3 separate regions of the Homo sapiens genome follow, and regions 1 and 2 are each linked to region 3. Evidence: chromatin loops called from intact Hi-C (ENCODE). Cell type or tissue: PC-9. All regions are shown on one strand. Links, peaks and the distances in the headings refer to the core of each region. The heading gives the core; the rest is flanking DNA.

Region 1 (8,418 bases), core at 121-8,120, 340 kb after region 3:
TTGAATCAAAGAATTATCTTTCTGATGGAAACAGAGTCGTTCAGTGTGAGGCTTCCAAACAACTCTGAGAATTCTAGATGAAATTCACAGTATGGGCTAAGGGGTTTTGTTGTGATCTGACCTTTATTACATAGATTATATCATTCTCATGGGAATGTGCAATTTGTATTCCAACCAGTCAATTTATTCAGCAATATCTGCTACACTGAGAGGTCTATATGGAGAAGAATTTGACTCACTTATTTTGTACACCATAAGAGGGCTCAATTAATGTTGGTTGAATTGAGTCATATAATTTAGGGATCATCTATTTCAGCCAATCCTTCCTGGAGCTTCAATAGTCTGCTTTCTTTTAATTCAAATGACATTTTCCTGTTAAGTACAGGGTCCACACCACTAAATTCAATCATATATTGTCTATCATTTATTGATATAATAAGATATGAAGATAATTAAAATGCTTTCCCATAATTTGGTTAAATGCTATACTTGGTGGCATTTTCTTCCATCTCCACTGAACTCAATAGTTAGATATGATTTCCTTTGTGCTAAAAATAACAAAGATAGTATTTGGAAGAAATCAGAATGGACGAGCTGATAAATTATTTATGGCAATTTCTAGTAGCCTGCCAAACTGTTCTGTAATGTAGTAGAATCTTAATTTTTAATGAAGGACCCTATGAAAATCTGCTAGGGTAAAAACCATGACCTCTAAATGATACCATGAGAGAGTCCCATCCCGAGCCAGACTGTGCTTTTTCCCATCACCTCACTAGGGCTTCACCTCCAGCTGACCCTACCTGGTCCAAGCTGAGGGGAGTTGGTTGGTACAAAGCCTGACTAAGACAGGAAAGGTGGAGTGAGGGAGAAGCCCAACTCTGAAAGGGGATAAAACAAACCACCTTGGGGAACTATTGTGTGCCATTTCAAAGGTCTGTTTTGACTAATGCGCTGTGCTATTCAACTTTACATCCTTAATCTGTTGTGTCTGTTTTTAATAAAAAAAAATAATTGGGGAAAAATTAAGGACAATGAGAGAGTATTAGTGAATACAAATAGGTGAGAGATGAAAGCAGACCTATGGGGGGAAAGCACTTGCAGCTACAATGATACATCTGAATGTGAATTTGGTTGATCCTATTTTTACCTCTCGTGCTTCGGCAAAAATGCATTTGACTTGATATGGTCTTGCTCACTGATTAAATTTCCCAAATTGTTATGGGACCTTTTGCTGTTCAGAGAAATCCAACAGATCTGCTTATTATCTTTCATCAGGGACTCCATCTTCATTCTCTTGTCAATAGAAGACAAAAGCAGTATTTTGTGCATATTTATTAGCTATATTATATCTCTTGGAAACATTAGTTTTCTCCAACTTTTTTTGATAAACATTTCATAGTTTTAAATCAAATATTTTCTTAATGGTTGAGAGCTTTTCTCCTATTATATGTTATTCATCTAATAATGGCACAGTTAATGTCTTATTATCTATAACAGACTTATAAGGTTTTAAAAGCAGTTGTTAAATATTAGAACTTATACAATCTTGGAATAATTTGATCTGAACTCCTCACTGAGCAGTTGGGGAAACTGAGGCTAAGAAATGTTAAGTGGCTTGCCCAAGGTCACAGAGCAGCTAATAAAACAACTCAATGTTTGTGTCTTTTGAATTTACACCATCCTTTCTAGTATACTCCATTCCACATCCTGCAATCCCCACCACAGACCTATACACAAGATCTGAGCCCTAAGAAATGTCCCTGAACAAATGCTTATCTTAAATCATGTTCTTTCTCCATATTCCTATTGTTTTAATCACTAGTAAGTGTCTTTCTTCAACAAACATTAAGGAAAGCACTAGGTGGAAAAGAGTAATGCTGTCCTTGACTGTGGGGCTCTCTTGATTTAAAATAGCAGAATGCAGTGAAACGATGATAATACATTTGAGGAAAAGAGGGCAAAACAGCTGGTGAAGAGAGCAGAAGGGCTGACCTGCATGAATACCACTCTGAGGGGAGGAAGAGAGACTTCCTTTATGAATGGGGAGGAAAGAAGTTGTGATCTGTTTGTGCAAAATACCAAATCATTTTAACCAGACAAAACAGAGTTTAACTTAGCTGACACGAATGCTATGAATCACTGGGGTGGTGGAAGGTGAAGCTCCATTTGATACTCATAATTAGAATATTGTGAACAGAAATTGCTCATGTAAAATAAACTTTCTACAGTGTTGCAGCATGTTAGAGAGACAGGTAGAGATGTCTTGAAAATTTTTAATGTTTCCAATTCCTGCAGCTTTTACAAAGGGCTTCATAAATTGAAATCTAAATCTATTATTCTGTCCCTGCTTCACAACTTGCTATGGCTCACTGGATAATGATCTCTAGTCTAAGAAATTGTCAATTATGTTGATAGTATTATAAGTAGGGCTTTTATTAAATGGGAACTTATTTTAAGATGTTACTGTAGCCCCACTGGCTCTCTATTTTGCCATCTACTGAGTTAAACTAGGAGAAATATAGTGAACAAATAAAAGAGCCTATTTTCTATGGATTAAAACAGGATGGAGATAAAAAATTAAATTACTGGAGCCAAATATAACAATTATACTTAATATAATCAAAAATAATTTTCCCTCTTATTATGAAGATTTTCAAACACACGGTAAAAGAAAAGAGAATTGTGTAACCAACACCCATGTACCCATCACTTAGATTTAATAATTTTTAACATTTGCCTCATATGCTTTTTTCTGCTGAAGTTTTTCCAAGTAAATTACAGACATTACATTTCACCTCTAGACACTTTAAGTGTTTAATAAGAATACTTTCTGTATAATGACAATTTTTCAGTATCACGACTAATATAATTAACAAATATTTCCTAATATTGCCTAAAACCCAATTCATAATCTATCCAATAAATATTTTATAGCTGGGTTTGTTTAAACCATGATCCAATTAAGACCACACATTACATTTGGATATGATGACTCTTATAATTCTTAGAATCCAAACCAATACCACCCTTTCTCCTCTCCCCCTCAACCCCTCCCACGTATTTTTTTGCATGACACTAACTTGCTGGAGAGCAGGCCAATTGTCATATAAAATGTCATTGTTTTCTTGTGGTGATTTAACTTTTTCTTCTATTCTTTGTTTCCTGTAAACTGAAAGTTGGGCCTATAGGCCTTCCTTGATATAAATTAGAGACATTTTTTGGCAGGAATATTTCAGAGAAGACCTAACAATTCTACTTCTACATATATATCCAGGAAAAATCAGATCACATGGCCACAATAAAAGTCTTGTTACAAGAATGTCCATAATAGCTTTCTTTGCAATCACTCCTAATTTACAGTCACTGCAAACTGGAAACAATCCAAATATCTGCCAAGAAGAGAATGGATAAACAAAATGTAAAATATTCGTACAATGGAATACTAGCATTAAAAAGAAGTAACTAATTGTTGCACCCATCAATATGGATAAAGCTTGAAAGCATTATATTGAGAGAAAGAAGCCATTTACAAAAGGGTACCCACGATACGATCCCATTTATTTGAAGTACAAGAAACTGCAAAATTAATCTATGATGTTAGAAATCAGAACATATGACTTTGGGTCCAGAGGATGCTGATTCACTACAGAGGGGCACAGGAGAATTTTTGAGGTGATGGAAAAGTTCTGTATCTTGATTTGGGGACAGTAGTATGGGTGCATAGATTTTTCAAAACTCATTGAACTACTTTGACTTTTACAGTACATAAGTAATACCATGATGGAAGGAAAAAAATTAGGTGAATCAATGTATGTATTGCATTTCCCAGGAGGCATATCATATCAGGTTATCTTTAGTGATGCTAAGATTGATTGCTGGAAAAACATGAACATTTTAAATGTATACTTTTTAATTTTAAGAAAAATCTGAGTTACAACATGGTGAGAATTTCATAATCATAGACATCTTTTGAAGACTGTATAATTTTTTTGCCTCAAAATTAAACTCAGCCCTCTGAAAATACAAATATTGTTCTGTGGGAAAGAAAGGCAATATGGTGGGCATGGATGAAATAGGAGAATCCCAGTAAGGAGTAGGGAGATGCTGATCCAAAATGATGAGAAACTTAGGGAAGAATAAGAAAAAGGTCCCAAGAACCTTCTCACCCACAAAATTAAAAAGCTGTATAGTATACTCTGCTGAGAGAGGAAGGCCAAGGAAACAGGTGGATGGAAATCTGCTGTGATAAGAAGTGCCTTCCCCACTGAGCCCTGGCAGGGAGGTTTTGCAGTGCAGGCCCCTCTGGAGCCTGCTACGCGGTGCCCAAACACAGCTGTCACTCCCTGGACTTCTGGACAGGGAACTGAACCAGAGGAAGGGCAATGAAGATGCAGCACTGGCCAGTTCTAGCAGCTGGACAGCACTCAGTGCTCCTCGGGATCAGGGCCTGTGTCTTTCTGTTAGATGTGAGAATTGGAGAGCTCACTAAAGGATTTTGTCACTGGAATTCCCAGAGGGATTATTGCTTCATTGACAGCAATTTAATCATACCATGTCATGAAACAACATCCACACAAAAAGAAAATTGAGCTTCACTTCGAGGGCTGAGGCTTCTGAATTTGACTTATTTATAATGGTGGGTCTTACTCTGAGAAAGCCTAAGGCACAAAATCCTAGACTCTAAAAACTGTTTCACCCAGTAGGTAGGGGTACAGTGGTAGGCAGGAAGGTTCATGTACAAATTGCCAAAGGTTATTTCACTTTATAAAAATGGTTCATCACAGGTTTCCTTAAATCATCATCTTCCCAGAGAGGTCACGAGACTGACCAGTCTTCCATTCCCTCCCAACAGGCAAGAGCAAGGCCTTACATCATTGAGACATACATACATTTCATGAGGCTGAATGGGATTTATGCTGTCTTTGTGAAGTGTGCACTATTTTATGAGGTCTTCTTTCTATTAAGTATTCCGTATCTTAAAGCTATAATCTTCTAAAAATTCTCCTTATGGAAAGATAAGGATAAAGATTACTAAAACATTCATTGGATAAAAACATGTTCTATCCCAATGTTAAACTATAAATCAAATTAAGAGGATATTGCCTCACCAGACACTAAATTTCTAAAATATGATAATTCTCTGTAGCCTTATATGATTTGAATCATTTAATCTATTAACTCATTTATGCCTTGACTCTATCCGAAATATCTTGGAAAAGGCTGAAAAAATACATGCAACTCCAAGTGATAAAGAGATAAGAAAAATCAAGCTGGAAGAGTAAGTCAAGTGTAGATAAGGAAAAAAACCAGGGCACAAATGAACACATGCTGTTATGTCCTATACAATAGTGGAGGCAGGCACAGATTTAGCCCTTAGCTTACTGGTGACTAAAAACAAGAGGAAAATACAATATAAGAACATATAAAAATACGAAGGGAACAACAATAAAACATTGCTCAGGAGAAATGAGTTTAGTGGATCCTCCTAAAGAGGACAAGGTGCAATGAAAAAGACATTTTCCTATCTCTACCTCAAAGTGAGTTACATTTAACTACTTCTCATGCTGTCTCTCAGGACTTGACTAAGGCCAAAGTTAAATTTAGTAAAAGCAGTTTCACAATTTGGGGACTCCCAGCCCCCAAAACAAAGTGTGGTCTAAGCATGTAGCCTTTGTGATGATGGCTTGATTTAGGGAAATGGATGGGCAGCCCATCCTTGATGCTCTTTTCTTGACCTGTCCTTGAATATTTTCCTTGATTATGTCATACTTGTACATTTGTTCAGAGGTGGAGAGTAGATAGTTTAAGGTTATATTCTCTGGTAAGGAGTGAAATAACAACTTAGCGTTTATTGAGCATGTACTGTGTGCCAGAGATTCTAAGTGCTTAAGGTGTATTATTTCATTTAATCCTCATGACAATCCTATGAGGCTAACATTTTCATTTTTACAGATGAGATAAAGAGGTATGAGAGGTTAAAGGTGGAATAGTTGTTAGGTATTAAGGAATAGAAAGTAGGCAGCCTGACTCCACTGTGTGATATTGACTTCAGGAATTTGTCTGTGGTAGGTCGCTGGGGTAGGTCAGAACCTAGACAGAGAAGGAGAGGTTTGGCTTATGGCTCCCCAAACTTAGAAGCCTGACCAGAGCCAGTGCCTGAATACACTCATCCCACTTCTGCACAAATGTGATTTTGTTAATTTTTTTTTTTTTTTGAGATGGAGTCTCTCTCTGTCGCCCAGGCTGGAGTGCAGTGGTGCAATCTCAGCTCACTGCAACCTCCACCTCCCAGGTTCAAGCAATCCTCCTGCCACAGCCCCCCGAGTAGCTGGGATTACAGGTGTCATGCCACCATGCCCGGCTAATTTTTGCACTTTTTTGTAGTGACAGGGTTTCACCATGTTGGCCCAGCTGATTTTGTTAATTTTTAAACAGTCTCAAAAGTGTCTGGTAGAATAGGTCCAGAAAGATATATCCAAGGCAAACATAGCCACCCATCTTTTAGAGGATACCTTTCTAGAATATAGGAAAATATGTTTCTTCCCGATCAGAGGAGTTTCCCCCAGCTCTGACATCCAGTCTGATATTTTTAGAATATTTTAGGTTAACTTAAAAATGCACTCAGTGGCCAGGCACAGTGGCTCACACCTGTAATCCCAGCACTTTGGGAGGCTGAGGAGGGCGGATCACGAGGTCAGGAGATCGCGACCATCCTGGCTCACACGGTGAAACCCCGTCTCTACTAAAAAAATACAAAAAAATTAGCCGGGTGTGGTGGTGGGCGCCTGTAGTCCCAGCTACTCAGGAGGCTGAGGCAGGAAAATGGCCTGAACCCAGGAGGCGGAGCCTGCGGTGAGCCGAGATCTCGCCACTGCACTCCAGCCTGGGCGACTGAGCGAGACTCTGTCTAAAAAAAAAAAAAAAAAAAAAAGTGCAGTCGGTAGCCTACTAGAATGAATTGACCTTGATAGGTTCTTACATTTATCTTTAATCTACTGAAAAGCCTTCAAGTCCTGAATCAGTGGTTCTCAAAGTGTGGTTCCACCAGTAGCATCGATATCACCTGAGAACTTAGAAATATAAATTCAGAGCCCCCACCCCAGACCTACTGTTTTGGAAACTGCGGGGCAGCAGCCCAGCAATCTGAGTTTCAACATGTCCTCCAGTCGATTCCCTAAAGTTTGAGAACCACTGACCTAAACCACTTTGGCATAAATAGCCGAACCAGGACATAGCTATTAATATTACCTCTCAGGGAGTAATAGTGTGTTGGAATTAAAAAGTAGCATGGCAAGGACAACCTAGGGCTCAATTCCTTTTTTTTTAATAGATGAGAAAACTGAGGCTCAGGGAAGTGGAGAGATTTGCCTGAGGTCACACAGGAAGTTAAAAGAGTCAATGGGCTCGAACCCAGTTTTCCTGACTCCAGGCCAGAGGGTATTTTTTCATTTCTCCTGTGACAGTGACATTTCCTTGAGAGGCGATTTTCCTCTTACTCTTTTCTAGAGTGTCTCCATGGGTGGAAGCTTATACAAGTGGTTTTTACATTTCACTACCCTGAGTCCTTCTACTTATTTTCTCCATCTAAGAACCAAAAAAAAAAAAAAAAAAAAAAAAAAAAAAAAAGGTGAATGAACAAGTTTTATTATGGGTAATTCACTCTTCCATGTTCTATATACATTAAAAATGCATCAAACAAGTGAACACCCTTTAGAATTCCTGACACTCAATTTTTTTGAATGCTTGTAGAATGACTTACATTCTATTCTCTGAAAAAGTATAGGATGAGTTTTCAAATCATTAGTTGTAAGGATCCTCAAGGAATGCAAAACTCTAAATGACGTCCTTTAGGATTTCTAGTTTTCTGAGTTTTCTAAAAAATTTAAACATATGTAAACCTCAGAAGACAAGTTACATAATTTTTCTGTGCCTCAATTTATTTGTCTAGAATAATGCCTCCCTTAAAGAAATGTTAGGCAAATCAAGTAAAATGATACATGTAAAGCCTAATGCCTAACATAAAATAAATGCCTAAAAACTATTAGTTCATTCTTTCTTCCTCTTTCCTGTTCTTACTAGTGTTAATAGTTGATTGGAGGTCCAATGTAATTATTAGTGACTTTTTGAAAACTAACATAGGAGCAGCTCATCTGTTCTATAAGAAGTTGCTAGGTGATATCTCTTCTTTGATTTTTCTTGGTGGTTGTCCTAAGGGATTTGCTCTCTTTTGTGTTGATTGGACTCATGCATCCTAACCTATCTTTCCTCACCTTCCTTCATGGGACAGGGGAGACCAGAGGACAGGCCCTACCAAAGAAGAAGAGCTTATCTGTTTGGCTTCCGCAGAGTAGACATCAAGGGACTAGTTCTATGTTATGTTCTTGGGGTAGGGCAGTAATTTTTAGGCCAGTAATTCAG
Region 2 (8,418 bases), core at 121-8,120, 1.4 Mb after region 3:
CTCACACATATGCTCATCTAGTTTTCGTTTTAAGTCATTCTAAAGATCAAATGTCTTTACACTCCTGGAAATGATATTGTGTTGTGTGTGTGTGTGTCTGTGTCTGTGTGTACCTATATATATGTTTGTGTGTAAATTATCATAAATATTTGCCTGGCCACATAGACCACTGCAAGTACCTGGAGATCTGGGAAAACTCATTCTCTTTTTAAATGAACACTGTGCATCTATCTTTTTGGGGGCTTGTGTCTGTCTTTTTCCAGGATGCAGTGACACCAAGCTGAGAACTGACATCAACCAGAGGAAGGGGTTGGAGAGGCAGAATTGAGGTTGGAGCAGCCCAGTAGAGGTTCAGGAAGGTCACTGAAGCTGAGGATGATGAAAGGAGGGTCATAGCAGCCACATCCAGGAGGCCATTTAGGAAAACTTTAAGCAGGCAAGTGATGAGACTTGATTTACTTCTTTACAAGATCATTTTGTGTGCTGTGTGGAAAGGTAATTGGAGGGCACACAAAGCAGAGGAAAGAGACATACATACGTAACTTAGGGCAAAGTTGAAAGAAATTTAAATTCAGTATTACCATTAAACCTCAGCCATTATTAGTCCACTTTAACTTCAGTTTTCCATTTTATTCTGAAGTTAAGGCCTTAAACACGTCACACCTTGGGTTCCAGCATCAAATAACCACAGGCTCCAGCACACCCACATCTTTCTGTTGTGTTTACCCAAGGGTTTCAAGGCTTCAGGGAAGTCTTAACATCTGTAGCCTTTAAAAACCTCCTAATATCAGAGAGCAAGCATGTTTGTTACCTTAACTCTTCTATTGAGCTTGAGCTCATTGTATCCACTTATTTTCAAAGGGTAACTACTCTTACAGAGTTATTGCTTCATGCTTTTTGTTCTCCAGCACACAGGCTGTGGCTATACTATACCCATTCCTGACCACCACCCTGCAAGTCCCAGGTGGTAGGAATCCCCCACTCAGCCCAGCACACCACCTTCTCTTGGTCCAAGTGGCTTCCACATTCGCCCAGCCCTCAGTATCTCTTCAGTGGCTGCAAGAGCCTCTTGACTTGTCTAATACACTCTAGGAGAGGCAGTTGCATAACTGTTCTATTCAAATATTGTTAGAAACACGATTTTGGACTAAAATCACTTTCTGCAGTGGCTTCTCCTTTGTCAAGTAAGAGTGCCATGTTTTACTATTGTGAATCACAAGAAACTTAAATGTCTTTTTTCTTTCAATGTCAATCTATAGCAGAAAAGCATATTTTTAAAAGATACAAAATCACATGAATTAAGTTAAGCATATTTAGAAAGAAAGAATACAATGTTACTTACTCTTTCTGTTACTGAGATTATGATTTCTCTCTAAATATATTCTCTATTTTCCCAGTATTCTTCAACGAGCACGTTACCTTTGACACCATAAATCATTATCTTTTGAAAAGTTTGATATTTTACATAAACTTGTAAATTCATTTAAATGATTTTACTATAACTCATATATATGATTTAACTTGTGTGGGTGTGTGTGCGTGCATGTGTACATGCATGCTTGAACGTAACTTTATTCCTACCAGAAGCACTAACTCCTAACCCTGGTGTAGGAGTACTGGGTTCAGGTTGCACCTACAGGCAGCAAGTCCCACCCTCCAGTGCCTGGGACCCAGGAGAAGAGAGGCCATGAGGTTTTTGAAGGAAATAACGTGGGAAAACAAGAAGGTGGACAAGAAAACAGGTTCCTGAAAAACAGGTTCCTGAAAACAAGAAGGTGGACAGGAAAACAAGTTCCTGGTCATGATAGGACACAAAAGCATGCAATTAAGTGAGAATTAATGAACTAATAGGAAAATGAGAAAATAAAATCCAAATATCCAGTGATTCCTTAACACAGACTCCTAGTTTTAAGACAGATTCTTAGTTTCCCTTATAATGTTAAAGATGAATTTGTCAGAGTCCCTGTCCTCATTTCAAAAACAAAACGAAACAAGCAAACAAATTGGCTTTCTAATATGTGCCATGCATTGTGTAAAGAGCTCTATGAGCATAAAGAAAGACATGACTGTAAAGCACTTAGAACATTGCTTAGTGCCTAACAACCACTGACTCATTGCTGCTGCTATTTTTACATTAGCCACCATTTTAGAGATGAGAAAACTGAGGTTCAGGAAAGTGACACAGCAAAGATTTTAATCCAAGACTCTCTGACTTTAAATCCACTGTAAACTCTTAACTTCATTGCAATTACTAAAGTTACAGTCCAAATGCCTTTCCAAAGGGCCTCAAATGGAAATATTCTAACATGGTGCAAACTGAACTGTGAGTAGTTCTTTGAAGTTCTTTCATTATATTTACTACACTTTCTTAAAATGCAATAGGCTGTGAGATTTACAATGCTCAGAGTTTCTAGTTATTGTCTTTTCCCAGAAGAGCCTTTGATTTTGTTAAGAATCTTACCTTAAATCTATAGATATAATAAGTGAAATCAGGGAAATGCCATCAGGAATTGCAGGCATTATTCTGAACACAGCCGGTACCATACAGGGCTATAGCTGAAACACCTTGGACAGGATGAGGCTGGTTCTAACCTAAAGCATACAGAATACAGGAAAAGTGCCTTGGTTTCTTTTGTGTAACTTCCCAAGGATAGTTTGTTATTCTCCTAAATAATGTATCATATTTGCTGTGGGAGTATACTGGTTAAGAACAAAGCCTTTTGGATTTGGAAAGACCCAAATCCAGGCCTCTTCTCTGTCCTTCCTGGCTGCAGTATCCCATGCAAGTTGTTCTCTTTGAATCTATTCCTGTGTGAGTATAAAACGAATGATAGTACCTACATCATAGGAAAGGAGAGCAAGAAGAAAATGAATTGAGAGAAACGCGTATAAAGTACTTAGCATAGTCCAGATATAGAGTTGGGGCTCAGTAAACGCTGACATTATTAAAAGGAAAACATGTTTTTGGATTCTAAAAAACGCGCCTATTTTAGGCGATGTGTTCTAGGGGAAAGAAGTGAGTCAGGAGATGTGGATCCTATTTTGGGATTCAGAACTGTAGTCACAGGAACCAGCAATTTCCCTGAGAGTTTGTGAGTTGATTATAAAATGGAGAAAGTAATATTTTTGCTTACCTGCTTGGATGCATGGAATACAACTTTCTTCTCCTAAGAATCAAGTGTATAAAACATTTTTTCAGTCATGTGGGTCTTTGTATTGGGCATGAGATGAGAAGGGTATTTTAAACCAGTTTCTCTTGTATACGTTTTTTTAAAAATCTGTCTGCACATGTCAAATCGTCAGCAGCCAAGTCTAGCCTGTAGATGCAGACCGAACACTTCTTTAGGAGCTCTGAACAATATGCCAAGATGCTTACGGATACCAGGAAACAGGAAGACTTTGAAATCAGCAAAATAACTCCTGGAAAATTCTCCTGCTAGTACCTTATCATTCTGCTTCCCTATCTCTGTGCTGTGCATATTAAAAAGAAGGGGGCAAAGAGAAATAATGGATTCTCTGGATTTCCTTGAGATAATATGTTCAGAAATGGTTTCTCTGGGAACTAATGAGACATCCTTTGCAGGCTGAATAATATGAATTCAATTCTAACCCAACCATTGAAGTATAATTTCAAGGTAACCAGTAACATTATTACGTCCTTCCTTCCTTTCATATACCCATCCCAGACTAATGATAACTGTTTTTGCCGAATACTTTTAAAGCTTTTCCTTCCTGATGAAACTTTAGAGTTTTTTCGTTAACAAAGTTTATATAGCAACCATAAAAATCAGAAATTACTAATTAAGACTATTAGGAAAAATCCGCCAGAGGCTTCAGAATTAAAATATATCTTAATTAGATAGGCATTTCAAGATTCTAGGATTCTCTTCTATAAATGGTAAAAGTTCTACCCCCAAACTGGGTGGAACTTCATAGTGCATACTACTGCTTCTGTTCATTCAACTGGGTAGTGTTACTGCATTGTGAATGCATCAATAGGAACAGAAAATTATGCTAGGAGACTAATATTAACAACAATGACAACACCAGAAACAAAATCATAATTGAGAAGTCTGAATATAAATCTTTTTCTCAAGGAACCATTGGCCGCAAGCTGTAGAAACGATGTATTTGTCATTTTATATTTGCCTACAGTGACACCTGCTGGAAAACACTGTTGAAGCTTTAAAATAAAAATAAATTTAAAATTTAAAATAAAAGCCAAGCTTTGAAAATATCAGCCATATATTACTATTATTTTTGCCTAAAAATGCATTGCCTAAACTTCAATTTAATTTCTGATTCTTCTTTTGAATTTTCTTCTCTGTGCAAACTGAGAAACTAAGATTCAATTCCATTTGATGAAATAATTGTTTAACTGGTATGAGAGAATTGGAGTTAACTTTTATATGATGCAAACTATTTTTAAATGGAAGAATTTATAAACAGTTTGGTGGCATTATTTTGCTTCTTTCTGAAATGTTGCTTTAAAATTTGCATATCAACTGCAGTGTGATGATAAGTATTTTTCAAAATCTTACTTAAGAATAAATATCAAGATACTTAATACTGGTGAAAATATTTAATAGCTAGCACTTTCCTAAGCAGCATTAATGCACAGAGCCATTTTGTGTTTGAGGTTTTTATGTTGTCCTTTAGCATGCACTGGATGCCAGCTACACTATGCGTTAAGCAACCAATGTGGATCTTATGCAAATTCCCTTTGATTTCAGCAGAGACTTTGCATACTAAGAGTTCCCATCTCCCAGTGACACAGAAAAGGATTTGTGTACCTATGTCCCATTACCATTAATAACATTCACCAATAAAATTCTAGCCCATTGAGAAGGTGCAAACATTTACATGGAAGTGAGTCTTTCACAAAGCTGATTTTACCCCAAGATTTGGTATCTACAAGGGACTTGTCATCTACAAGGGACTTGTCATCTACAAGGGACATATTTGCAAAGAAGTATCTTGAGATCTTCATATTCTTGAGTTCAGTCACTTCAGACTTTTCACAATCATTTCAGTATGGTTTGTGTGCTGTTGGTGACACTTTTTCCCACTTAAATTTTTTTTCCTAAATGTAAAAACTGTCCTCAAAGTCACAGTTTCTTTATAAAGCAAATACATAGGGTTTCTTTCCACTTCATTTGTAGCTATGCCTCCATTTCTCTAAAAATTCCTTCTAGCATTAGGTAGAGACTTGATGCTTCAGAACAAAGGGACTCATGTCTTTATACCTGCTACATAGCTGGTTTTCCATCTTTTACCATTTCACCATATCTGTTCTTCTGGGAGGAAGCTGTCTTTTCTTAAAAGTCAAAATTCATAAGGGAATAAATGTTCTCTATCTTAAGTTAACCTCCATATTAATCCATTTTCTCATTCCTTCAGCTCTAAAGACTGTGTCTTTATTAACCAGTAAAGCTGCCAATGATTTGTAGAGATGATACTCCACATACCCTTCTTATATATGAGGAAACTTTGGCCAATAGAGGTAGACTAAGGTCAGTTACATGAGAAGCACTTCCTGAATTAATAAAGTGATGCCAGTTCCATAACTTCTGTAGCTGAGCAAAATCAGTAACTTTTTTTCATCTCTGTCCATTGCATCCTGAAGTGGTACTATGGTTCAAATGTCTGTGTTCCCCCAAAATTCATATGTTGAAATCTAATCCCTAGTGCGATGGTATTAGGCAGTAGGGCCTTTTTTCGAGGTGATTAGGTCGTGAGGGCAGAGCCCTCATGAATGGGATTCGTGTCATTATAAAATAAGCCAGAGGAAACTTGTTTGCCTCTTCTACCATGTAAGGACATGGCAAGAAAGCACCAACTATGAACAAGGAAATAGGCCCTTACCTGATACTGAATCTACTGGCAACTTGATCTTGCTCTGTCGCCCAGGCCTGAGGGCAGTGGCACCATCTCAGCTCACTGTAACCTCTGCTTCCTGGGTTCAAGTGATCCTCCCACCTCAGCCTCCAGAGTAGCTGGAATTACAGGAGTGTGCCACATACCTGTCTATTGATCTTGGACTTCTAAGCGTCCAAAACTGAGAAATAAATTTATTTGTTTATAAGCCACCCAGTTTATAGTACTTTGTTATAGCAGAATGAATAAAGTAAGACAAGTGGGTAAAATGAACTTTTAAAAAAAGAGATGGTTAAATATATATATTTTGCTTAGCACCAGTTAAAATTTTTTAAAATAAAAAGATAATTTTTTTAGGTCTCCACATAAATTTTATCCACACACCTTCAAAATAGTTAAGAATATCTCCAAATTTCTTTCTCAGTTCCTGGGATTGAATTTTCCAGGCAGTAAAGCAGATTTCTCTAATCTTTAATCTCCACTCCCAATTAATCCCACATTGCAGGATAAAGGAAGCAGAAGTAAGATACAGAAAACAGTACCCCTCACTCCTGAGAATCCTAAGAGATATTCAGAGAGACCCTGGGTTTCTCACCATACAGAGAAGAAAGTTCAGAAAACTCTGCTTAATGGTTTAAGTAAACTCAATTAAGCTGAAGCTCTTGAGCATACAAGTGTTGCACTTGCTATACAGATGTATGTTTATATTTGTTTTTATTTTATATGTATTTGCTTTTATAAATTGTAGGTAAAATACCAACAACATATCAATTTGATATTAAATTTATCAGCACATTAAAAATCACACAAATCATTAGAAAACTACATTAATGAAAGTATTCAATTTTTCTCCATGCTTTAAAGAGTTAATCCTCAAACGGCATCTGCACAAATTGGAGGTGGGTGGTTTCTGGATCTTTTATCTAAGAATATTTTAATCTTGGGTTCTCATTGTTATGACAGTTCAAATTAAAATCACGTAAGTGTATTCTGAATAACACTTTAGAACTGAGAACTATCATGTCATTTCAGTGACTATGTTTTTTTCAAGTAATTCTACTTCCAATGGTATAGTCCCACTGAAAAAAAAAGAACTGAAGTAGGTTTAATGTGTGGATGATGAAATTTTATCACATGAAGGACAAGTCACACAATCATGTACTACATCCAGGCTTTTCCAATAGTTTCAGTAGAGAAAAGTAGTGGAAAATTTGAGTAATTTCACAATGGCATGGGTATCTGTCAGTCTTTATCTGTCTTGTAGGCCTTTCTTTTGGGATTTTTGGTAGGGCTGAAAATTAAGAGAGCTACCTTTCTTCCCAGTAAGTTGGGCAAATGACCCAAGCTGGCTAATAAGAGGATTCAGTGATTGGTTCAAAGGAGGACATATGATCCAACCAAGCCAATCAGTGTCATTTTTGGTCAGGGCTTATGGATTTGGGAGGGAACAAGGGGGGTTTATATTTCTGGGATGACCTTGACCTGTAAAGATGCTATTGTCTTGGAGCTACCCATGGGACATCTTTGCTAATAGTTGGATAAAGAGAGAGAGAAAGTCCGTCTGAGAATAAAGCTGTATGGATAAAACCAGGGGCAGAGGTAGAGAATTCAAATGAAATAATTGTAACCCCTGAGTTCATTCATTTCTTAATTTATGGTTTCACCTTCCCAATTATGTGTTTGTGATCCAAAACAGTACAAAAAGGTGTTGTTGTTGTTGTTGTTGTTGTTTTCTTGCTGAGCTAGTTCTTCTGTTCCTGTAACTCAAAGGATCTTGACCAATACACCTGGCACATAATATTGCGCATATGCATACTCAATGTTTAAAAAAATGTGTTACAAGAATCAATACCATATTCACATTCTAAGTGGCCATTTCATTTCAGAAAAATAACATCATTTATTATATTAATGTTGTTAACACAAATTGTATTGGGATTCTAGTTTATTTATAGTTAATCTGTATATTTGCTTTAGTTGTATACTTTCATAAAAACTATAAGCATAAAGAACTTATATATAATTTTATGTTTTCTCATATGTAAGTAATATAATAATTAAAATCACTTAAGTCAACACTGGGAGTCCACAATAATTGTCCCCATTTGAGAGGGTCTGTCCTAAATCAGAAGCTGGAGAACATTCTCTACCACAAGTGCAGGAAAGAAACAAGCAATACTGATGAAAATGCAAAATGGTACAGTTCCACATGGAGGGAATTTTCCTGTACCTTTGACCTTTGGCATCTATCCCAAACCTACTTTTTGGAATATACCCCAAAGATAAACAAGAAAAATATGAAGTGATTGTGCACAAAGGTATTTATTGTAGCACTATGTATAATAGCAAAAGATTGGAAAGAACTCAAATGTCCATGAATGGGAACTGGCTGAAGAAACTATGATATCATCATAGTGGAGTGCTATGCAACTGTAAAAAGGAATGAGCAAGATCTCTGCATACTAATAAGGAGTAATCTCCAAGATGTATTGTCAAGTTAAAAACAACAACTGGCCAGGCGTGGAGGCTCACGCCTGTAAT
Region 3 (8,418 bases), core at 337-8,336:
GCTAGTCCCCTGTCTGTTTGGCTCCAGTGAAACAATTGAGTTCCTAAGAATATTTGGTTATCAAAATAATTGTCTCAATTATTGTTTCAAGGGGTTAGAGGCTAGAGTCTCAGATACATATAACAGAACGATTTTTTTCCTTATAGGAGTTTAAATAATAACATTTTAAAATTATAAGTATATTCTGTTTGATTAAATCAAACAAAAACAAATCTAATGTCTCTTTTTTTCCTGCTTTTGAAAACACACATTCAAGAGTCTTATCTCCCTTAGCACTCCTATTATGATTAACAAAGCACAATGTTGAGATAACACTCCTTTTCCCCCACAGAATTGTAGCACAAATCATAACCATCATGATAAATCAAGACTGTGATGTCATTGAAGCAACCAGGTTCTGATTATAGTATAGCCAAAGGAAGACAGTGCACTTACCTCTGTTTAATTTACCTGATTGCATCTCATTAATCCACTCATTCAGTCATTCAACAAATATTTCCTGAGTGCTTACTACATGCTAGGCACTACGCTAGTTGTGAGGCTGAATAAAACAGCCATGGACTCTGTCCTCATGGAGCTTTGCAGGTGTGCTAGAGCCAGCCCCTACTGGCTCGTTGAAAGCCTATTTTTAAATTTTCAGGAACTTCATGAGCTTCAAAATTGGCAATGGTGAGAGTATTTATACACAGAAATTGGCAACCACAACAAATCAGGGCTTCCTATGCTGTTGTTTTTTTCTTCTCCCCACCCCTCCTTTTATTTAAATGAAGAGCTGGTTGTTGAACACTAATCAGCACAACACTGGGGTTACAGACATGCTCCTGAACTCAGTCACCCTCCCTGCCTCTTGACCTCCACACCAGGATCCCACCTCACCAATACACTTTGCTTTTTACAAACAATAGCTTCTTGAAATGTTGAAGCAGTCAGACTATTATAAGATATTTTAGTTGACATATGTTATAAGTTGTTGGCCATATAAGCAAGCCCAAAGTAAAACTCCTAAAAGAAAATTTGCAATGTTAAAAAATGTATTAGCTATTAGTTTATTCAGCTGTCTAGATAGGACTGACAATAGCACCTCCTTCATGGAGGTATTGAGATTAAATTAGCTAATAGGTGTAAAGTGCATTAGTAGAGAAGTGCCTGGCCCAGAGTAACACAGAGTAAGCATCATACAAGTCAAGGCAAGGCCTTGTCTGGATTTAGGGTGCATAGTTTATGCAGATGAACTTTGTGCTGCTGAGAGTGTGGAAGGTAGGAAGTAGGAAAACTTGAGCTGCATCTCTCAGCTTCATTCAATAAGCTAAAGTGATCTCTTTAATTAAAAAAGATCCTCAAAGGATTTTAGATCTGTGATCTTAACTGCAGGAAGAATGAAAAAGCATTATGTCCTTAGAGTCAGGAGAAAGGCTGTACTTACTTCTTTTTATCATCTGATGGTATTAAGGCTTTTAATGAAAAACGCTATTTTTTTCCCCTCCCTTCTTTGTTCTCTCCTTAGCTTTCCTAAGTGAGTTAAGGCACTCTGAGTATGCCACACCCTGGTTCCCTTATTCTGTAAGACCGCAGAAGAGAGAAGGAGCCCAGATGGCCCCAGGTGGGCTACTAATCCCAGGATTTTGAAATCTTGAGTCTGGCCTCTGGAAGAATTTCCCATTCTGTACAAAGATGAAGAATATACTGTTCCTTGTTCTGTTAACCTATTTTTATAAAACAGAAGGATTTTTTTCCTCCCTACTGAAGGTAAGTTTTACATGCAGATCCTATATGTATTTTGCTAGACATATGCCCAAGTACTTTTTCTTCCTCTTTTTTTGGGTGGTATTGTAAATGGTATTATTTCTTAATTTCAAATTCTAGTTTTTCATCGCTGGTATGTAGGAAAGCAATGAGTTTTGTATATTGACCTTATATCCTGCAACCTTGCTAAACCTGCTTAGTAGTTCCAATAATTTTTTAAAGATTCTTTGGAGTTTTCTACTGTAATAATCATGTCACCTGTGGTAAAGACAGTTTACTTGTCCCTTTTTAATATGTATACTTTTTATTTCTTTTTCTTATCTTACTGCACTAGCTAGGACCTTGAATAGGTTGGTGAAAGAGAATATCTTTATCTTGTTACTGATCTCAGGGGAAAGTATGCTATCTCTTTATTTTTTTGTTTATTTATTTTTATTTATTTACTTTTTTATTATACTTTAAGTTCTAGGGTACACGTGCACAACGCGCAGGTTTGTTACAAATGTATACGTGTGCCATGTTGGTGTGCTGCACCCATTAACTCGTCATTTACATTAGATATATCTCCTAATGCTATCCCTCCCGCCTCTCCCCACCCCACGGCAGGCCCCGGTGTATGATATTCCCCACCCTGTGTCCAAGTGTTCTCATTGTTCAATTCCCACCTATGAGTGAGAACAGAAAGCATGCTATCTCTTACCATTAGGTATGTTTGCTGTAGGTTTCTCATGTATGCCACTCCTGCCGCCCCCACTTTTTTTTTTGAAATGGGGTCTCACTCTGTCACCCAGGCTGGAGTGCAGTGGCATGCTCTTGGCTCACTTCATCCTCCGCCTCCCAGGTTCAAGCAATCCTCCTGCCTCAGCCTCCTGAGTAGCTGAGATTACAGGTGCCTGCCACCACGCCTGGCTAATTTTTGCATTTTTAGTAGAGATGGGGTTTCACCATATTAGTCAGGCTGGTCTCAAGCTCCTGACCTCAGGCGATCCACCCACCTTGTCCTCCCGAAGTGCTGGGATTACAGGCGTGAGTCACTGCGCCCGGCACCCCTTTTTAAATTAAGAAAATCTCCTTATAGTTCTCATTCTTTGAGACCCACAGAATGGGAATTATCTGTTTTAATCTAATCTATCAAGAGATTTGATTTATGGTCATTCCTGTCAGGCTGGGATGGTTTGGAGATGGTAGAGGGAAAGAACATTCCACCCCTGAACCCTGTGGTAATTGTTCTCTGAGTCAGCTCTCTGCCGTCTGTGGCCTCCATACCTCGTCATGAAACCAGAGATCTCTAGCAGCTGCACTGGTGAAAGAGGCAGCAAGAGGTGGAGTGATCCACTCACCTTTAAATCTGAAGGGCTGCCACTTCTTACCTGTGTGAACTTGGATGAATCCCAAAACCTCATTTCTAAAATCAGGACCTTGATTACATTGTAGGCACATGAAGATAGCCTGAAATGATAGTAACTCTAAAGTACTCTACAAATGGATCCTTTAGATGACAACTTGTTAGAGGGCAGGATCCATGTCAGTGCATTTTAGTATCCCCTAAATAGTCTGGGGCACAGTAAATGCTTAATATGTGTCTAATGATTCTGTTATTACATATATTTGTCCCTCCGAGATCTCATTGTTTGCCCTTGGGCTGTGTGGGGGGTACTACAGAGCAGGTGTTACCACAGGGGCTGTGTCAGAGTCTATGATTTCAAGCAAGTCACCAAAGCTCCCTAACCAATAATGGGACTCTGGGTAACCAAGTGAGATGCCCCAGGTAAAGCTCTCTGCAAAATATCCGCTCTCTGTAAATGCTGAATTAATGCCAGCTGTTATTTTTACTTAGGTAAGATCTTTATTAGGGAACTAGAGAGGGAAAGCTGTGGGGTTTGGCGTTTATTTGTTTGTGATTATTTATTAGTGTGTCCTGGAGGAAACTTTCTTCTTTGCTCATGGTTGACAACAGAGGGCAAAAATGAAGGCAAAATGTGGCCTAATGCTGTCAGTTGGCCGGTATTTTCATTTGTACAGATTACTAGTTTTCTTCTTTTCCTAGTGTCCTCTGGCCCACTAGGTGACACTGTTTACTCGTCTATGGTACCCCATTTAGGACTTTCCACAAATCTTATTTAAAAGTAGCATGTTTTGTTTGGGGTGCTGGGGAGGGGGAAAGCGTGTTGAGAAGGAAAATACAAATGAACCGTCAGTGGCTAAACTTTGAGGTACAATTAGGGGCCAATTGTCATCTATGGTTATGTGACGTTATGGGCTAGTTTCAAACTATTTTTTAACGAATTTTAAGAGCAACATGCAATTAGTTTCCAATTCTATTCCAAGAAATGAAGGAAAATTGACTTCCCCTTCCCAAGCCGTCACCAAACCAAAGGATAAAATAAACTGCTGTGGCTTTGAATGTAGAGTTGAGTAGATGCTCTTGAATGATTGTTTCCACCTCATTCTTCAATGATAGTTAATGAGGGCACAGACCACTAATAAGCAGTGGAAGCAGCTTCTAGGCTAAGCTTAAATTGGGCCTTCAAATCTAATCAAAATTAGTCACTGCTGAGAAGAAACCAAATGTGGTGTGTCCATTCGGATGTGGAGTTTGGAGAGGCCCTCCTTGTTTTCCAGGTCAGTTATGATTCCATTTCTGCATTGCTATATTGCTACGCACTCACAGGAAGATGACATTTTTTTGGATCCCATCCAATTGAAACTTGTGATGATTCTAAAATGACACATGTAACTTTTGGATAGAAAAAAAATAGAAAATGAATTTCTTGCCTTGCATTTTCAGGCTGTGAGCCATGGGAAGCGTGTCAACCATGTCAAACCAAAGGATCAAGAAATTGAAGATTCCGTTCACTTGCCTTGGAGTTTGAGGTCTGTGTTTTCTATTTATCCTCACCTCTTCATTGTCTATTATAACTTTAAAATTAACTCATTTATGCTGCTTCTGTTTATAAACTTAGATTGTTTTTTTTTTTTTTTTTTTTGTCCTTAGAAGAAACACAACTAAAATTCTCTAACAAATATTTCCCAGTTCAGAATTTTCCTAAAGCTTTCCTGGCCTCCCTGGCTAATGAGCTCCAATTTTCTTTGCTTTTCTGTGTGTCTACCAGCACGCACCACCTTTAGTTGGTGTGTGATAAACAGCTTAATATAGTCACAGTTTTGGCAGCTAACTTTTGGATGACTGTCACAAGGCCCCCTAAAATTGGAATTAAACAGATTTAAAATGAACAGGCAAACTCCTGTGCTTGAGAAAAGAGGATATTTTCATATGTTGTGAGCAGTAGTTAACCCAATGTCTTCTATGTATTTATGCCCTGCTTTATTTAAGTAACAGTAATAACTTTAATCATTATTAGCAGGAGCACTGTTAAATACTAAGCACCTCTCTCTGAAATGGGACTTCTTCCAGAAAAACTCTTTATGTGAAACCAACACTGTGTAATCAACAGTTGCATGAAGAAGTCTGGGGAGCAGAACATATAACAACAGCCTCTGTTCTCTACGCATAGCAGAACGGTAGAGGCTGAAACATGCATTTTGTTGCTTGATTTGGTGTGTAGAGCACCCGGGACATCTGGGATTTGCTTCCTCGAATCTCCAGCTTGCATGGTCCTCTGATGAAGAAAGGAGAGAGCAGGAAAAAAAAAAATGGAAGAGGAGGACAGAGAAAAAAAATTCAGGTCTGGCTTCGGTGCATTTGAATTCTAGCTGTCTGGGGGCATTCTCCCAAATAGCGAATGCTAATTATACTGAGTGTGTCAAATTGTGTCGTACTTTTGTAAATCAAACAAATGTTCCCAGGAGATAGGCGGGAGGCCACCAAACCCTATTCATTTATGATGCAACCTGAATTTAAAGCCAGGACTCTAGAGGGGATAGGTTACTCTGAGTTTATTTCATCTTCTGACACGTGCCTTGCACCTTCAATGTTACCCTGACATAAGGACTGCAGTCTTTCACATAATGCTTTTATTTAAACAGTTAATATGCTACTAGGGATGGCCATAGCACTTTTTAGAGACATTGAGGATAAACATATTGTTTTGAGGGACATAGGTTGTAGGGCTTTTCTCTGGGAAAGGAGAAATAGATCATAGTGCCGGATCGTTCTTCCTAAAACACCTCTGAGAGCATTTTCCCCTTGCTCTTCAAATCCTCCATGCTTTGCCCTTGTTTACTAAATGATGCCTAAACTCCGCTGAGGCAAAGCGTTCCCAACCTGGTGCTCACTGTTGCCTGTATCTCACATGCTGACCAGATGGGACTCTGCCACGTTTCATGGATGGATGTCATGGATCTGACTCTCCCAGTCTTTGCTGATGCCTGTCATTCCTAATTTCTCGGAGGCCCTCAGGGACTCTCCTCCCTAAAACCTATCTCTTAATCATTGAAATCCTGCTCGCCATTAAAGGACCAGTATAAATACCACCTTCTTCAAGAGGTTCACCTTACTTCTTCTCTGTCTCCAGCTAGAAATAATTTTTCATTTTTCTTTACTTTGTGTTTTTTAATGGCACATGAATACTGCTTTGGTTGATAGGTATATCTGTATGTAGCATCTTTTCTACAAGATAACAAGCTCCTAGGAGCTGGGGATTAGATAATCTGCATCTGCTTCAGATTTGCACAGCATCATGTACAGAATACATGGTTATAAATATTTTTTGAGTAAACGAATGACATAAAACATACACACTCTCTTTCTGGACTAATTTCAATGGTTGTGTCTAAGGGTCAATGATATAAAATAACAGAATCAAAAAATAAAGGAATTAGGAGTATATTTCTTTGTATAGGTTTTGCTTAAATGATCCTTTCAAGCATTTACATTCTTTCAGATGTGCTTGACACACAGTGGGTGCTCAGTTGACCAGCTCACAGCTGGCTTAATGGAATATTACAACAAATGAGTTTCCACAACAAGGTAGAGAGTTTTTAATCAGACATCTTTGAATTTATAACTGGAGTTGAACTTGAGCTTATGAACAATTTTTCCAGGTTTACACAAAAACCAGAAAGCTTAAAAAACAGAATGAAATGAATCATTTCCATTTTTGATACACATGAACATTTTTGATGCACAAAAATAAGAAACATGTTTAAATGTCATATGAACTAGCATTTTTAAAGATCACTTCTTGTGTGCCAGGCACTCTGCTCATCAGTTTATATGCATTCTTTCATTTGACTTCTCAATAATTATTATTGTTATTTATAATAAATAACAAAACTGAGTCTTAGAAAAGTTAAGTAAGTTGCTGAGAGACACATAGCTAGTAAATGGCAGAACCAGGATTCAAATGCAGGTTGACTAATTCCAGTGTGTATGTCCTACTGCCTCTTTGTGCAAAGTTACATCCTTCCAGAAGAGAATGCAGTATAGTGTCCCTTGTGCAGTGTTAGAAGTGGGAATTCTAATTCAGCTCAAACCTTCTCAGTGCCCCTGTTTTACAGATGAAGGAATTGAGGCCCAGATAGGTTAAGTGAGTTATTAGCATCACAGAACTCATGAGATCTGAGATTAGACTGTAGGCATCTGGACTCCCAGTCTAGGAGATTCCTGTGAGAAGATGGTGCATTATCACACAGATTTGAATATACATGGATCTAGCCAGTTTCCCTTTAACATAAACCCTATGTATAGTGAAAGACAGAGGTGGCTTAGCCAACCCTAGGATGGTGTTAGTGCTATCTGCTTTCTGATTGCTTCTCTTTTCACTCATTGGCTAATCCAGTGACACTCATTTCAATGTGGCATCTATATGATTTATTTATACTGAACTTTCTGGATCACTGACCAAGTCAACCAAGGGTGCCAAAGTTGACCATTCATGCACCGAAGACTGAGACAGTCCCTCATTTTGACTGACTTTGCTTTCTTATATGGCAAGCAGGGATTTAAGAGCCAGCCCGGGTATCTTTTGAGTGTGTAGTGCCATTTGGAGAGGCCTCGCCTCTACTGGGGGACCACAGGTGTCTAAGATGGTCTCAATGAAAAGTCTCTTAGGGTTAAAGCATTTTCTTAGCTAAGTATGCTGAGATTGTGGAAACAAAATGAAATAAATGAACAACAACAACAGCAGCAGCAAATCATTTGGAATCAGAAAGCTAAAGGACTGGTCTACAAAGGGTAAGACCTTAGGGTGAGTGTTGAGTGTTGCTTCTTTCCCAGTTAAGCAGGTGATGGCCCTGCCTGTACTCCACAAGGGAGACTGACTATAAGCACTTAGCTTTCCAGATGTTGAGGCAGGATTTGAAGTCAGAAATGCCTCTGTCTCTTAGTTCTGAGTGATCATGGAAAAGCGACTTAGTCTGTTTGGACCTCAGTTTCTTCATCTGTAAAATGCTACAAATCTGGGTTGGGAGGGCAGTGGGGTGCTGTGGAGATTAGATTAAATTGGACAATGCATCTGAAAGCTCTTAGTAAAGTCAGCGGTATGTACCCACCTGTTTTATATTAATGATCAATTGACGAATTTAGGAGGTGTACATAAAAATGAAAATATACATTTTGGGAGAGCAAACAAATTCAGTTATTTTTATATTCACATTATCTTTTAAAAACATTAATTTCATGCTAAAAATGACTCTGGGTGAGTGGGAAGTATGTAGGGGCATTTCTTTGGCTGGGGTAGGTGGGAGGCAGGAGGAGAATGAAGTCAGGAGCCA

The links. Peaks named below come from ENCODE experiments on the same cell type or tissue, not always from the same donor. Only the 100,000 strongest peaks of a DNase experiment are listed, where the experiment ranks them.
Region 1: it touches region 3 in a loop (3-fold over the local background); 6 of 110 quality-filtered maps call a loop at or near these places.
Region 2: a loop joins it to region 3, with 8 times the contacts of the local background. A loop is called at or near these places in 13 of 110 quality-filtered maps.

Annotation. Positions count from the first base shown.
Region 1 is chr3:182,272,704-182,281,121 of GRCh38, reverse strand. No RefSeq gene overlaps it. Among named protein-coding and RNA genes, the nearest start is that of LINC01994, 210 kb to the left of the region's middle. In PC-9, for the core only: no CTCF peak of the experiment used is centred there; no DNase peak of the experiment used is centred there.
Region 2 is chr3:181,206,152-181,214,569 of GRCh38, reverse strand. The region is part of intron 3 of SOX2-OT (SOX2 overlapping transcript); the gene reads right to left. Among named protein-coding and RNA genes, the nearest start is that of SOX2-OT, 150 kb to the right of the region's middle. In PC-9, for the core only: CTCF peaks have their summits at 3,952 and 4,152 (motif pointing left); no DNase peak of the experiment used is centred there.
Region 3 is chr3:182,613,711-182,622,128 of GRCh38, reverse strand. No RefSeq gene overlaps it. Among named protein-coding and RNA genes, the nearest start is that of LINC02031, 26 kb to the left of the region's middle. In PC-9, for the core only: CTCF peaks have their summits at 3,618 and 3,820 (motif pointing right); DNase peaks (open chromatin) are centred at 2,918 and 3,828; H3K27ac peaks cover 1,446 bases.